Regions from separate parts of the Homo sapiens genome. Here region 1 is linked to region 2. A link is a contact called in ENCODE Hi-C or POLR2A ChIA-PET data. All regions are on one chromosome and are shown on one strand. The core of a region is the stretch at or near the end of the contact, and the rest is flanking DNA. Distances in the headings are between cores, read along the strand shown.

Region 1 (6,166 bases), core at 1,466-3,965, 33 kb after region 2:
TTTTTTTCCCATTTTTTTTCACAGTGATTGTATTTTCTAGTCAGGAATACATTTCAAAACCAAAAAGATCATGAAAAAGTCTTCGTAGAAAGAAATTTATCAGTGTCATCGGTGTTTATTGGTAATTAACATCATGACTTAGAAAGCTTATAAATATTAAGTGATTAACATTTTTTCAGTGCAGTTTTGATCAGCCTGCACTGGGTGCTTGACTTTCAGTGACTTTTAACAGCAATATATTTTATTGCTTTATTTTGAGGAAAAATATGTTGTTGCAAAAGTCAGGATTTTTTTGTGTATTTCATATTCACTCATTAGAACTTTTTCTTTAAGAGGGGGGGTCTTGCTACATTGCCCAGGCTGGATTCCAACGCATAGGCTGAAGTTGTCGTCCCCCTTCAGTCTACCCTAAGTAGCTGGAACTATAGGCATGAGCTACTGCATCAGGCTAGAACTTTTTTAAAAAATGGAATTTAGACTAGAGCCTGAGAAATCAGAAAAATCTTACCATTGTTGCTTATGTTAAATAAAGAACTAATTCGATCGTTGTCCAAAGGGTGAAATAAAAGAGACAACCACATTTTCCTTTCATAATAATATTTAGTTGTTGGATTTTGCTGAGAAATTATTTAAATTTATTAACCCATATTCTCTTCCTTGTGATAATTTTGTAGGCTTGCAGGTAGATTTACTAGTTGTTTAAATTTCCCATGATGATTATTCATCTTTCTATACATAATATCCTATTCAGAATGACAGGTATCTTTTATTATGGCTAGGTCCCAAATTTTCATTAAGAAAACCTAAGAACATTTTTATTTTTATGAGAATTGTAATATATGACCATTTTAAGAAACTCTGAAATGTTATTTAGAAAATGTACTTTTTTTGGCCAGGTGCGGTGGCTCATGCCTGTAATCCCAGCACTTTGGGAGGCCGAGGCGGGTGGATCACCTGAGATCAGGAGTTTGAGACCAGCCTGGCCAACATGGTGAAACCCTGTCTTTACTAAAAATACAAAAAATTAGCTGGGTGTGGTGGCACGCGCCTGTAATCCCAGCTACTAGGGAGGGTTAGGCAGGAGAATCGCTTGAACCCAGGAGGCAGAGGTTGCAGTGAGCCGAGATTGTGCCACTGCACTCCAGCCTGGGTGACAGAGCGAGACTCCGTCTCAAAAAAAAGAAAATGTATTTTTTTAAGTGTGCTGAAGTAGTTCACTTTCAGAATGAAGAAACAAAATAAAAAACACAGTAAATAGAGACATTAAAATAGAATCTTTAAAAAAGGACAAAATAGAATATTCTTCCAGTTTTTTTTAACTTTTATTAAGGAAAGTTTTTAAATTTCCTTTTGAATTTGAAGGTACAAGTGAAAAAAAGAGTCCTATTAGTCTCAGTTTTTGCATCTGAAAGGACGGTTACTAGGTTAAATAAAAGTATATACAATGCCATTTTTCCTCAGCAGAAAAGACTTTTTTTTATAATTCAAGATATTAATCTTTTGGGATTGAAATGTGATTTAGTGCTGAGTATTCAGTTGTAGGCCAAGATGTTAAGGAGTCATCCGGGTCTAAAGGATTTGAGGGAGCTATAAATGGCAGTGTATGATTAAGTTAAAATCTAACACTGTGGCCGGGCGTGGTGGCTCACGCCTGTAATCCCAGCACTCTGGGAGGCCCAGGTGGGCGGATATCTTGAGGTCAGGAGTTCAAGACCAGCCTGGCCAACATGACGAAACCCCATCTCTACTAAAAATACAAAAATTAGCTCGGCGTGGTGGCATGTGCCTGTAATCCCCCCTACTTAGGTGGCTGAGGCGGGAGAATCGCTTGAACCCAGGAGGTGGAGTTTGCAGTGAGCCGAGATCACGCCACTGCACTGCAGTCTGGGTGACAGAGTGTGACTATGTCTCAAAAAAAAAACAAAACAACATTGTCATGTCTCTGATTTATTTTAGGTTTGTGTACTGCCCAAATTGCATGGCTTGACATCATTTCTTAATGTCGTTTTTATTTTAAGTCAGAGCACCATAACATGGTGTGGGAAGTGAAGACAAATCAGATGCCTAATGCAGTACAGAAACTCCTGTTGGTGATGGACAAGAGAGCCTCAGGAATGAATGACTCATTGGAGTTGCTGCAGTGTAATGAGAATTTGCCATCTTCACCTGGATATAACTCCTGTGATGAACACATGGAGCTTGGTAAGCAAAATTAAAAGTTATATAGAAATCTCACTAAGATTCAGATAAATTTTTCTACTTAGCCCGCTTCTCCACCAACCTTGACTGGCTAGAAAGGGATATGAAGTATTTGTATATTAGGAATTTTCAGCATTCTTTTATTGCTTTTAAAATACTACTTAAAACCAACATGAGTTGGGCTATTTATGGTTATTGTAGACACTCATTTACAGATTGTTAAATTAAACTACTTTACTTTGTGTGTAAAGATTGGACCCCACTCGTGGCTTTTCGAAAGATGCTACTTTTGAAATATACTTGAGAGAGCTCAGTAAAATATGCTTAGCCACTCTTCGTGGCAGATTTGCTGGTATGATGTGGAAATTACAGTGGACCCTTGAAACTTGAGGATCTGACATTTATGGTTGTTACTATTGCTAAACTACTCCTGGAGATATGTGACCTTTAGAAATGTGTAAGTTTGTTGAGGTGTGTTTTTGAATTGTATTGCTTCAAGGCTGGTGTTCAGGAGTATGGAGCTAATGAGTCACCTTGGCTTGCTGCCCAGCTTTTCAGCTTGGCTTTGCCCCCATTTAATATATGGGGGTTTCCTTCATGTTTATAAAAACCCTGGGGAGAAGATACAGCTGTCTTAATTTTACAAATGATGAAATGGAGGAGATTATGTACTATGGTAATGTTTGGAAATTTAGAGATCTTAAGCTCTTGGGACACATAACCTGCTTGAATGCCAAGGATTTTCTGGACCCTAGTATTTATTGAGTACTGGTTACTTTTGAGCAAGGAGTGCCATTTTAATCAGGTAGTTGATCTTCCTCAGTTTTTGGTTTAAGGAGGAACTCAGAAACTTAGGGCCGAGGGGAGTATAAATAACATGCCCCTTCCACCTATGACTTCGTTTAAAAAGTAATTTCCTGAACTTCAGAAACAGAAATGAACCCTTTGCAGTAAATAAATGTTGGTCAAAGGCAGTGAGGGAAAGGAAATAGCTATATCAGCATGAAAATTGTAGGGTAGAATTATTTTAAATTAGTGTGATGTTCTAGAACTCCTTGGCTCCTTCATGACTCCATGAAAGAAGTCAGTTTTTACAAATGGATATCCCGAGTCAGTGCTTCTAATTAAAACATTTCAGTTTGGCTTGGCATGATGGTTCACGCTAGTAATCGCAGCACTTTGGGAGGACAAGGTGGGAGGAGTTCAGGACCAGCCTGGTCAACGTAGTGAGATATCATCTCTACAAAAATTTTCTTTAAAAATTAGCTGGGCATGGTGGGTACATGCCTGTAGTCCTAGCTACTTGAGAGGCAGAGGCGTGAGGATCATTTGAGCCCAGGGGTCCAAGGCTGCAGTGAGCTATAATTGTACCACTGCACTCCAGCCTGGGCAACAGAGTAAGACCCTATCTCAAAAAAAAATTTTTTTTTTTTTAAGATAGGACATTTCGGTTTTAGTAGACTATTCTGGAATATTTGCCTGAATAGGAGTTATACATACTTTTATAGTGACATTTAGGAGACTAGAAATTTTCTTGACTTGTATATTTAAGGGACCCAATAGGTTTGTGGAGTTTGTAGGTATGTGTTTCGTGGAGAGTTTTTTTTTTTAAGCCTTCAAGATGCTTTTTCTTCCCTACTACATACACACATACATACAGACATATATATGATTTTTTAAAAGAATATATATATAATTTTTTTTAAGAATTCAGTATTTTGGAATTCATGTTCCTTATAGTGCTTGGTGTGTGCATGAGTGGTAGCTGGGTAATAGTTCCAGTCATCTTATGGGGAGCTGAAAGGGTATCATGAATTGCCTTTTAGGAATGCACTTATAGGAAAAAATAACCGATAAATAACCAGTAAATATTAACAAGTTCAGAATTTATTAGTAAAAAGAAATACTTTAACACAGAGTTGTGTAAGTAGTAGCTAAATATTTATGTGATCTATATTATCATTATGGAAATTATTGTTTATAGTCTGTATAACAGGTTATTAAAGTATGTGAGTAATAAGTCCATATTGCACACATAAAATGCCTTTTTCTTCATTAACTTGTTAATGTAAAAATATCTCAGTGGCATATGGATCACTCCTAGGTGAGGTACAAAACACTAGGGGGAATAAGAAGCAGAAAACACAAACCAAACCATGTTTTTCCAGTCTGTGAACAGAATGTTAAATTTATGATTTTCCTCTCTCAAAATTAATTAGCTAAAATTGAGGACTTCTCTTTTAACTGCAGTTATAATATTGTTCCTTGTATTAGTAATTTCCTTTTTATGATTTTGAGTGTGCTTATTTGCAGATGACCTTCCTGAACTTCAGGCAGTTCAAAGTGATCCTACCCAATCTGGCATGTACCAGCTGAGTTCAGATGTTTCACATCAAGAATACCCAAGATCATCTTGGAACCAAAATACCTCAGACATACCAGAAACTACTTACCGTGAAAATGAGGTGGACTGGCTAACAGAATTGGCAAATATCGCGACCAGTCCACAAAGTCCACTGATGCAGTGCTCATTTTACAATAGGTAGGAGCATTTATTATATTTTTATTGAAACATTCTATCATTACACAAAGGTTTTATTTAAAAATTTTTCTAGTTTAAAAGTAGTAATACTTTAAATTATTAGAATTTAAGTCATTAGAATTAAGCTCCTTATCTAATGATCAAAGACTTATTTCACTCACTACCATGATTTCATATTTTGAGAATTAGATAAAGGTGATAAAGAGAACCATAGAGTAAAAAAATTTGTAAATGTTTAAAATAAATTAGACCATGAAATACTTTTACTATACATTTCTACATATAGAAATGAAAATTGTATTTCTCTAAGGAAGCAGAGTTGTAATCAAGATTATATTTTAAATTTTATCAACCTTTAGTTGGGTTCCTTTTGGTCTAGGTTTATTTCTTCCATAGTTTATGTGGCCTTACATTATTTGCCTGTTTGCTAATTCTAAAATTTGCTAATATTAAAATCTTAAACTTACAAAAGTGGGTTCCCATTGGTAAAAATCACTGTTTCATATATCCAGACAGAGTTTAAGAAAATGAGTGGTTGTGCTATGAAATTACGGAAGCTTCCAGCTAATATGCCTAGGGAGACCTAAGTGGAAAACACTTCATTATTTATCCCTGAAAAGAAATGGATAAATATGACAGTTTATAAGGGAGAGAAATGCCCATATTTGCACACCTGTGAGTGGAAAACGATAGACCAGAGTTTTATACTAGGTAATGTAGGAATAACTGTAAATTTTGTTAGTGCTCTTGAGTGTAATGCATTGCTAAAGAATAAACTTATTAGGTATGAAATCTCACTTTTCTTGTAACCCATTAAGTTGTGCTGCTTTTCTTACATTTAGCAGGATATTGATCTTGACTAGAGCAAATTGAATTTAATTAACTTCAGTTTAATTCCGTGTTCATTTCCACAGGAAAGAAAACTTCCTTTCAGAGTTGTTATTTCCTTTATAGTCCTAGTTTTCATTGTAATCTTAATAGTCAAAAAGCTAAAAATTCTTTTATTTATTTATTTTTAAAAAAAAACCTGATTTAACTATTGGATTTTTTTTTTCTTTCTCTAGAGATACTTTTTTTTCACTTTTTACAGCAGAGTCATAGGATTAATAATAACAGTTTATGGAAAGTGAGTAAACCCTTCAGAAGAAAATCAGTGTAAATAAAAACATAAGACATAAGGAAAGGAGTATCTCCCTGAGGATGTATTATTCTGTCCAGCATTTTGAGTAATGCTCTGTTGTCTGGCCTACCTCCTAACACTGTCTGCTCATGCAGCTTATTGTTGAGTGTTAAACTGTGTTACTGAGCTTTGATATCTGAAGTCTATAGTTAAGGAGTTGAGGACAGGTAAAAATTTATATTACCCCTGAATAGAGAGAGAGATGAAGAAATCAATGCTGTTAGTGTTTGGACGTGTTTAGCATG
Region 2 (6,613 bases), core at 3,111-5,610:
CAAGTGGAAATTCCACACCTGACCTCATGTGATGGTTTACAGTCAAAATGCAGGCACACAACAGCTTATTCAGCATCCCCGAAGGGGTTAGTGTACGAGGTACAGTAACTTTAATCAGAATATAGCATTGTAGGTGGAGACTGCAAGCCTGCCATTGTTTGTGGTTGCTCTTGTTTGGCAGCTGGTGCAGGTATTCTGGGGATGCTACTATGCTGCTTAGTTGCCCCAAACACATTAGTTTTTACTGTGTTAATGGTATGTCTTATTTTTTACTGTTAAGTACTTATGTGTGAATACAAGTAAAAAATGATGGCTTATTGGTAGCATATAAATTCAGAGTCAGGAATGATGGTAATGCTGAACAACCACAGATTGTCCACATGGGTGGTTGAGATAATGACACCTTTGCTTTCTGGTGGTTCAATGTACACAAATTTGGTTTCATGTACAAAATTACTCAAAATATTAAATAAAATTATATTGAGGCTGTGTGTATAAGGTATATATGAAACATAAACTGATTTTGTATTTAGACTTGGGTCTCATTCCCAAGATACCTCATTCTATATATGCAAATATTCTAAAATCTGAAAATATCTAAAATCTATAACACTTCTGGTCCCAAGAATTTTGGATGAGGGAAACTAACCCTGTACTTGAAAAATGATTATCCATGGGACAAATTCTAGTAGTTTCCCTTGAAACAGTCATTCTATCCGTGAATGACATTGAAAACCAATTCTTTTCTTATTTATTTATTTATTTATTTATTTATTTATTTATTTATTTATTTTTGAGGCGGAGTCTTGCTCTTGTTGCCCAGGCTGGAGTGCAGTGGCGCAATCTCAGCTCACTGCACCCACTGTCCTCCTGGGTTCAGGTGATTCTTCTTCCTCAACCTCCCGAGTAGCTGGGATTACAGGTGACTGCCACCACGCCTGGCTAATTTTTTTGTATTTTTAGTAGAGACGGGGTTTCACCATGTTGGCCAGGCTGGTCTCAAACTCCTGACCTTGTGATCTGCCCACCTTGGCCTCCTAAAGTTCTGGGATTACAGGCGTGAACCACTGTGCCTGGCCATGAAAGCCAATTATTTTCTTCTGTCTATCATGTTTCTGCTGTTATTGCTTCTTTATTATTAATAATCCTTTTCTTTCTTTTTTGGAGGGGCAGGGAGAGTGTCTCACTTTCTTGCCTAGGCTCGAGTGCAGTGGTGCAGTCACAGCTCACTGCAGCCTTGAACTCCTGGGCCCAAGCGATCCTCTTGCCTCAGCCTTCCAAGTAGCTAGGAGTACAGGCATGTGCCACCATACTTGACTAATTTTTTGGTTTTTTGTAGAGACAGAGTCTTGCTATGTTGCCCAGGCTGGTCTTGAACTCCTGGATTCAAATCCTCCCACCTTGGCCTCCCAAAACATTGGAATTACAGGCATGAGGTACCAGGCCTGGCCCATAATAATTTTCTAATGTTAAAAGCCACTTTTTTTTTTTTTTTTTTTTTTTTTTTAGCAGCACGTCCCCACTCTTTGTCTGTGTTAGGGTTTAGTCAACAGAATAAAGCCAAAGAATTTTTTCTATCTGCCCTCACAGGTGCAAGCCTTGAAAGCATGTTCTCTGATAAAATACAGTATGCGGAAAGTCAGTCATCCACACAAAGAATGCAGTTTACGTGAATATAGGGTCTGGGTAATAGGAAGTGCAGTGACATGCAAACTGAACCTTATTTGCCTAGAAAAAGAACCCCAGTTAAAAGATAAGCACCAAAAAACTATAAAAAGACCAGAGTTAGATATCTAGTCTGAATTTCTACTTTTTAACTTTAGAATGGGGGTTGATCTAAAGTAAAGGGCCAGAGAGTAAATATTTTTGGCTTTGCAGGCCAATATGTTCTCTGTTGTAACTACTCAACTCTGCAGTTGTAGCATAAAACCAGCCATAGATAACACATAAACAAACAAGAGTGTTTATATTGCAGTGAAACTTTATTTACAAAAGCAGATAGCCAGTTTGTGGGCTATAGTTTGCCAACGTCTGCTATAGATTATAAAGGACCCTAGTAAGTTTTGTAGAGTAGTGGCTAACCAAATTGCTATAGCTAGATTCTTTTTAAAAAGTTATTTTCTTCTGATCACAAAAGTAATAATATGTTCATGTTACAAACAGAAACTCTTAAATTAGATAGCGAATATGCCTAGAATCCCTCACTATTCTTATGCTTTTAGATAACTACAGTCAGTGATTTGATAAATGTTTCTTCAGATGATTTTCTTTCTTTTTTTAAGGTTAATTTTTTATAGAGATGGGATCTTGCTATGTTGCCCAGGCTGGTCTTGAACTCCTAGGCTCAAGTGATCCTCTTACCTTGGACTTCCAAATTGCTGGAATTACAGATGTAAGTAAGCCACCACACCCAGCCTCTTCAGATGATTTTTTTTTTTTTTTTTTTTTTTGAGTTGGAGTTTTGCTCTTGTCACCCAGGCTGGAGTGCAGTGGCACAATCTCGGCTCACTGCAACCTCCGTCTCCCAGGTTCAAGTGATTCTCCTGCCTCAGCCTCCCGAGTAGCTGAGATTATGGGATCCCGCCATCACACCCGGCTAATATTTTGTATTTTTAATAGAGACAGGGTTTCACCATGTTGGCCAGGCTGGTCTCAAACTCCTAACCTCAGGTGATCCACCCGCCTCAGCCTCCCAAAGTGCTGTGATTACAGGTGTGAGACCCGGCCTCTCCAGATGGTTTTTTATGCATATACTATTTGGTTGTAGTCTTTAGTTATAGTTTTATCATTCCTTATTCCAAATTTTTATTGTTTAGTCCCATTTTTCCCAGCAGGCACATGGTCTGGAACAGATGGCACAGATTGATTCCCCTTTATTGTCATCGGAGGGGATAACAGGCTGGAAATAAGATTTTTATTTCACAGGGCTCTTTTCTGAAATAATGTTTTATTTTAATGATATTTTATTTGAATTAACCTCCAATCTACATATGTCCAACAGAGGCACATTTGATATTTATGTGAAATGTGATGGTGTTGGAAGATGTGTTGGTAACTATGATAATCGTGGGAGTTTCGGCGAACTGGCCTTAATGTACAATACACCCAGAGCAGCTACAATCACTGCTACCTCTCCTGGTGCTCTGTGGGGTTTGGTGAGTAAAATACTTATTTGACCTGAATGTTATGATTTGTAGCAATTGCTATGACGGTGTTACAAATTGCCGCATGTAGTATTTTAATTTAAAGATCATCAGTCATCAGGTAATTTATTAAGCAGCCACTGAATGCTGAACTGTAGGGCACTAAGACTTCACTAAGTCAGATCCTGATGTCATTGCCCCCACTCCTCCAGTCCAGTCAGGAGCTTGGGACCTGGTGGCCCAGGAAAGACACTCAGATTCAGAATGCTCCTGTCTTACCCACTCTTAGAAAATAACCAGCCATACAAACACAGCCTTAAGTACTTTTTCTCAGATAGCTTTCTGAGGTAAGTATTATAATCTGATAAAGTTGTGGCTCCCAGAGTGTGGTCCCCTGAACACTGGCAGCTGTATCACTTGGGAACTTTTTAGAAATGCCCATTCTGGGGCCCCACCCACTGATTCTGACCTACTGCATCAGAAATTCGGAGTTTGAGAAACCAGTATAAAAGGATGCTCTTGGTGCTATAAATTGATTGGTAACTACTCTGCATTTAAAAGCAGTTGTGTAGGGAAAAAATGCTTGGTGGCTGTGCTCATGTGCCCCACATCAGAATTACCTGGAGTATTTTTTTAAAATCCTCTTACCTAGCCACGAGGTCAGGAGATCGAGACCACGGTGAAACCCCGTCTCTACTAAAAATACAAAAAATTAGCCGGGCACGGTCGTGGGTGCCTGTAGTCCCAGCTACTCAGGAGGCTGAGGCAGGAGAATGGCATGAACCCGGGAGGCGGAGCTTGCAGTGAAGCTGAGATTGCACCACTGCACTCCAGCCTGGGCGACAGAGCGAGACTCTGTCTCAAAAAAAATCCTCTTACCTAGACCTCACCATGGGCAAATTGATCAGAATCTTCAGCACTGGGACCTGAGCATTAGTACTTTTAAATACATTTCTTAATGTGGTATTCCCGCAAGACTTAAAAGCTGGTTTAAAGATACATTCGGGCAATATTTTCACATATGATAGGATGCAAATTATTAGGCACTACTAAAGCTCCTTCTGGAGGATTGTATTTAAGGTAGTGATTCTCAAACTTTAATATGCTTACAAATCACCTGGGAATCCAGTTAAAATGCAGATTCTGATTCAGTGGTTCTGGGGTGAGGCCCGTGATTTTTGCATTTCTCATCAGCTCCCAGGAGATGGCAGTACTGCCTGATGTCAGGCCAAACCTTAAACAGCATCGATTTAGGGAAATGTTTACAGTATATGTATTTTCTTTTAAAATTGTTGAAAATAGCCCACCCACTAGTTTTGACATGCATTTATTGGGTTATTTCTCTCAAATCCTTTTGTGGAAAGAGAAGAGGTTGAAGTAAATATGAAGTCTGTTAAAAGTCTCATTTCCAAGGACTACTGTATATAGCATTGTGGAAGTCACACATTATTTAGTCACAGTTCAGCATTTGACTCTGAAGTCAATTCAGCTGATAAAAAATATCTCTTGATCAAAGAGACAAGACATTTTACATTTCTTTTAATTGGAACCAGTTATTATATACTTATTTAAAAATGTGATGAGTCACTTTTTTAAGGTTTAGAGGAAAAGCTGAATTGTCTCAGGAAAAGGAAAGAACTGTCAGTGATTTGAATACCCAAAGCCAGCAAAGAAAAAACTTCAAACCAGGACAGTCCTTCACCCACAGAAGTCTTTGTCTGCCTGTAATTAAAGTGGTGGGATAAATCTAGCATCTGCCATGACCTGTTTTATTCAGGAAGGTTTACTTTTCAAATGTAGTCATTCCAATGGGGTTGCCGTTCAGATTCAGATTGTCAGATTGTCACACAGTGAGGAAACTGCCTCCTTGCACATCTTCAGAATAAGATCAACTGTTTTATAGGTTGGCCTCTTTGAATACTGATAGTTTTTAGCCCTTGTAGAAACTTTAATGGGGTATAAAAGACCCAGAATTTCCTAGTGCACGTACTACTTAAGTTCCTAAGATAGGATTAAGCATTTTCAGAGCTTTTTAGTAGTCTATACATGTTATTAAATTTTATAAAAATGGGCAGTTTGTGATAATCCTCCTGACATATAATAGCTTTCTAAAAAAGTTAGAATAATTAACATAATTACTTAGTATTTCAAGCCTACTTTTTAAGGGTGACTTGACTAATTATAATAACTCCTTCTCAGGGAGAGTCGAGTAGAAAATAAATTTTTCTTTTAAGGTCAACAGACTGGAGGTCTGCCTTATAAATACAGGTGTGTAAAGATAAGCAAAAAAAGCCCAAGAGAAAAGTCCATTGCAGAATAGTCTCACTCTGTAAATAATATTTGGTCACTATTAGCCTTAGGGCTAACATGATCTACGTGACTATACTGATGATTTGGAAAGGTGATTTTTGAAATGGCTTCAGGATGAAAGTATTTGAAATTCTGGACTTTATATGTCACAGTGGGTGTGAAGAGGTAGGTTACTAATGGAAAATTCTTTCTGAGAGATATAACTGATTATGATTAGTTTCTAAATCATTAAGCTATTTTGAGTCTTCTCTGTTTTGCAATAACCGCTGTCCATACAATGGTGTTATACCTGATTTCCAAACCTGATTACATATCAGAATCACTTTGGGAGCATTTATGAATTATTGAGCCCTACATGCAGAGATCTTGAGTCATTAAGGTCTGGTGTCTCAGAAATCTTTTTTAATACTATAGCTTATTCTGATGCAGAGCCAGGCTTGGAAATAATTTCAATATTTGTGCTAATTATCTTGTAAAATTTTCTTTTAAAAAAAGTATTAGGAGTAAAACAAGTCCAAATTACAGCCAATACCAAATTGGGAAACAAGATGTTTAATTTCCTAGTGTCTTAGTCCTTTTGGGGTGCTATGACAGACTGTTATAGAATGGGTGGCTTAAGCAGCATACATTTATTTCTCATGGTCTGGACGCTGAGAAGTCCAAGATCAAGGCACCAGAAGATTCGGTGTCTGGTGAGGGCTTGTTTTCCTGTTTAACAGACAGCGTCTTCTACTTGTGTTCTCACATGGTGGAAGGGGCAAGGGAGCTCATTGGGATCTCTTTTATAAGGACATTAATCCCATTCATGAGGGCTCCAGCCTCATGACCTAACCATCTTCCAAAGGCTCCACCACCTAATACTATCCTGGGTGATTAGGATTTCAACAGAGGGATTTTAGAGTGATAGAAACATTCAGTTGCAGTCCATCACACCTAGAGACTTTCATCTATACTGGCATTTTTCTCCATTGCACTAGTTCATTTAAATTCAGCCTTATTATGTTGGCATAAGAAAGAATGAATAAGACCTAGTATTTGGTAGCACAATAGGGTGACCATAGTCAATAATAAAATTGTATATTTTAAAATAAATGTAATTGGATTTTTTGTAACTCAAAGGATAGATGCTTGAGGGGGCAGATACCCCATTCTCTATGATG

The links. Hi-C counts contacts between places; a loop is a spot of excess contacts on that map. ChIA-PET counts read pairs that join two places held with the same protein, here RNA polymerase II (POLR2A). Pooled maps may share reads with other maps.
Region 1: a loop to region 2 is called in a map of CD8-positive, alpha-beta T cell, with 2.4 times the contacts of the local background. The contact joins two enhancer-like sites. A Hi-C loop is called at or near these places in 1 of 168 maps with a recorded cell type or tissue (CD8-positive, alpha-beta T cell) and 5 of 50 pooled maps. POLR2A ChIA-PET finds 5 or more read pairs at or near these places in 3 of 52 experiments (HCT116, WTC11 and activated T-cell).

Annotation. Positions count from the first base shown.
Region 1 is chr7:107,177,861-107,184,026 of GRCh38, forward strand. HBP1 (HMG-box transcription factor 1) reads left to right here. Exons shown (of 11, transcript NM_012257.4): 2 at 2,019-2,202; 3 at 4,513-4,741. The coding sequence starts at 2,034. Among named protein-coding and RNA genes, the nearest start is that of HBP1, 12 kb to the left of the region's middle. Within about 2 kb of position 2,716, at least 6 of the 41 ENCODE cell types and tissues checked have a DNase peak (open chromatin) inside an H3K27ac peak, as active enhancers do.
Region 2 is chr7:107,143,307-107,149,919 of GRCh38, forward strand. It overlaps PRKAR2B (protein kinase cAMP-dependent type II regulatory subunit beta), which reads left to right. Exons shown (of 11, transcript NM_002736.3): 6 at 3,002-3,155. Among named protein-coding and RNA genes, the nearest start is that of HBP1, 22 kb to the right of the region's middle. Within about 2 kb of position 4,361, at least 3 of the 41 ENCODE cell types and tissues checked have a DNase peak (open chromatin) inside an H3K27ac peak, as active enhancers do.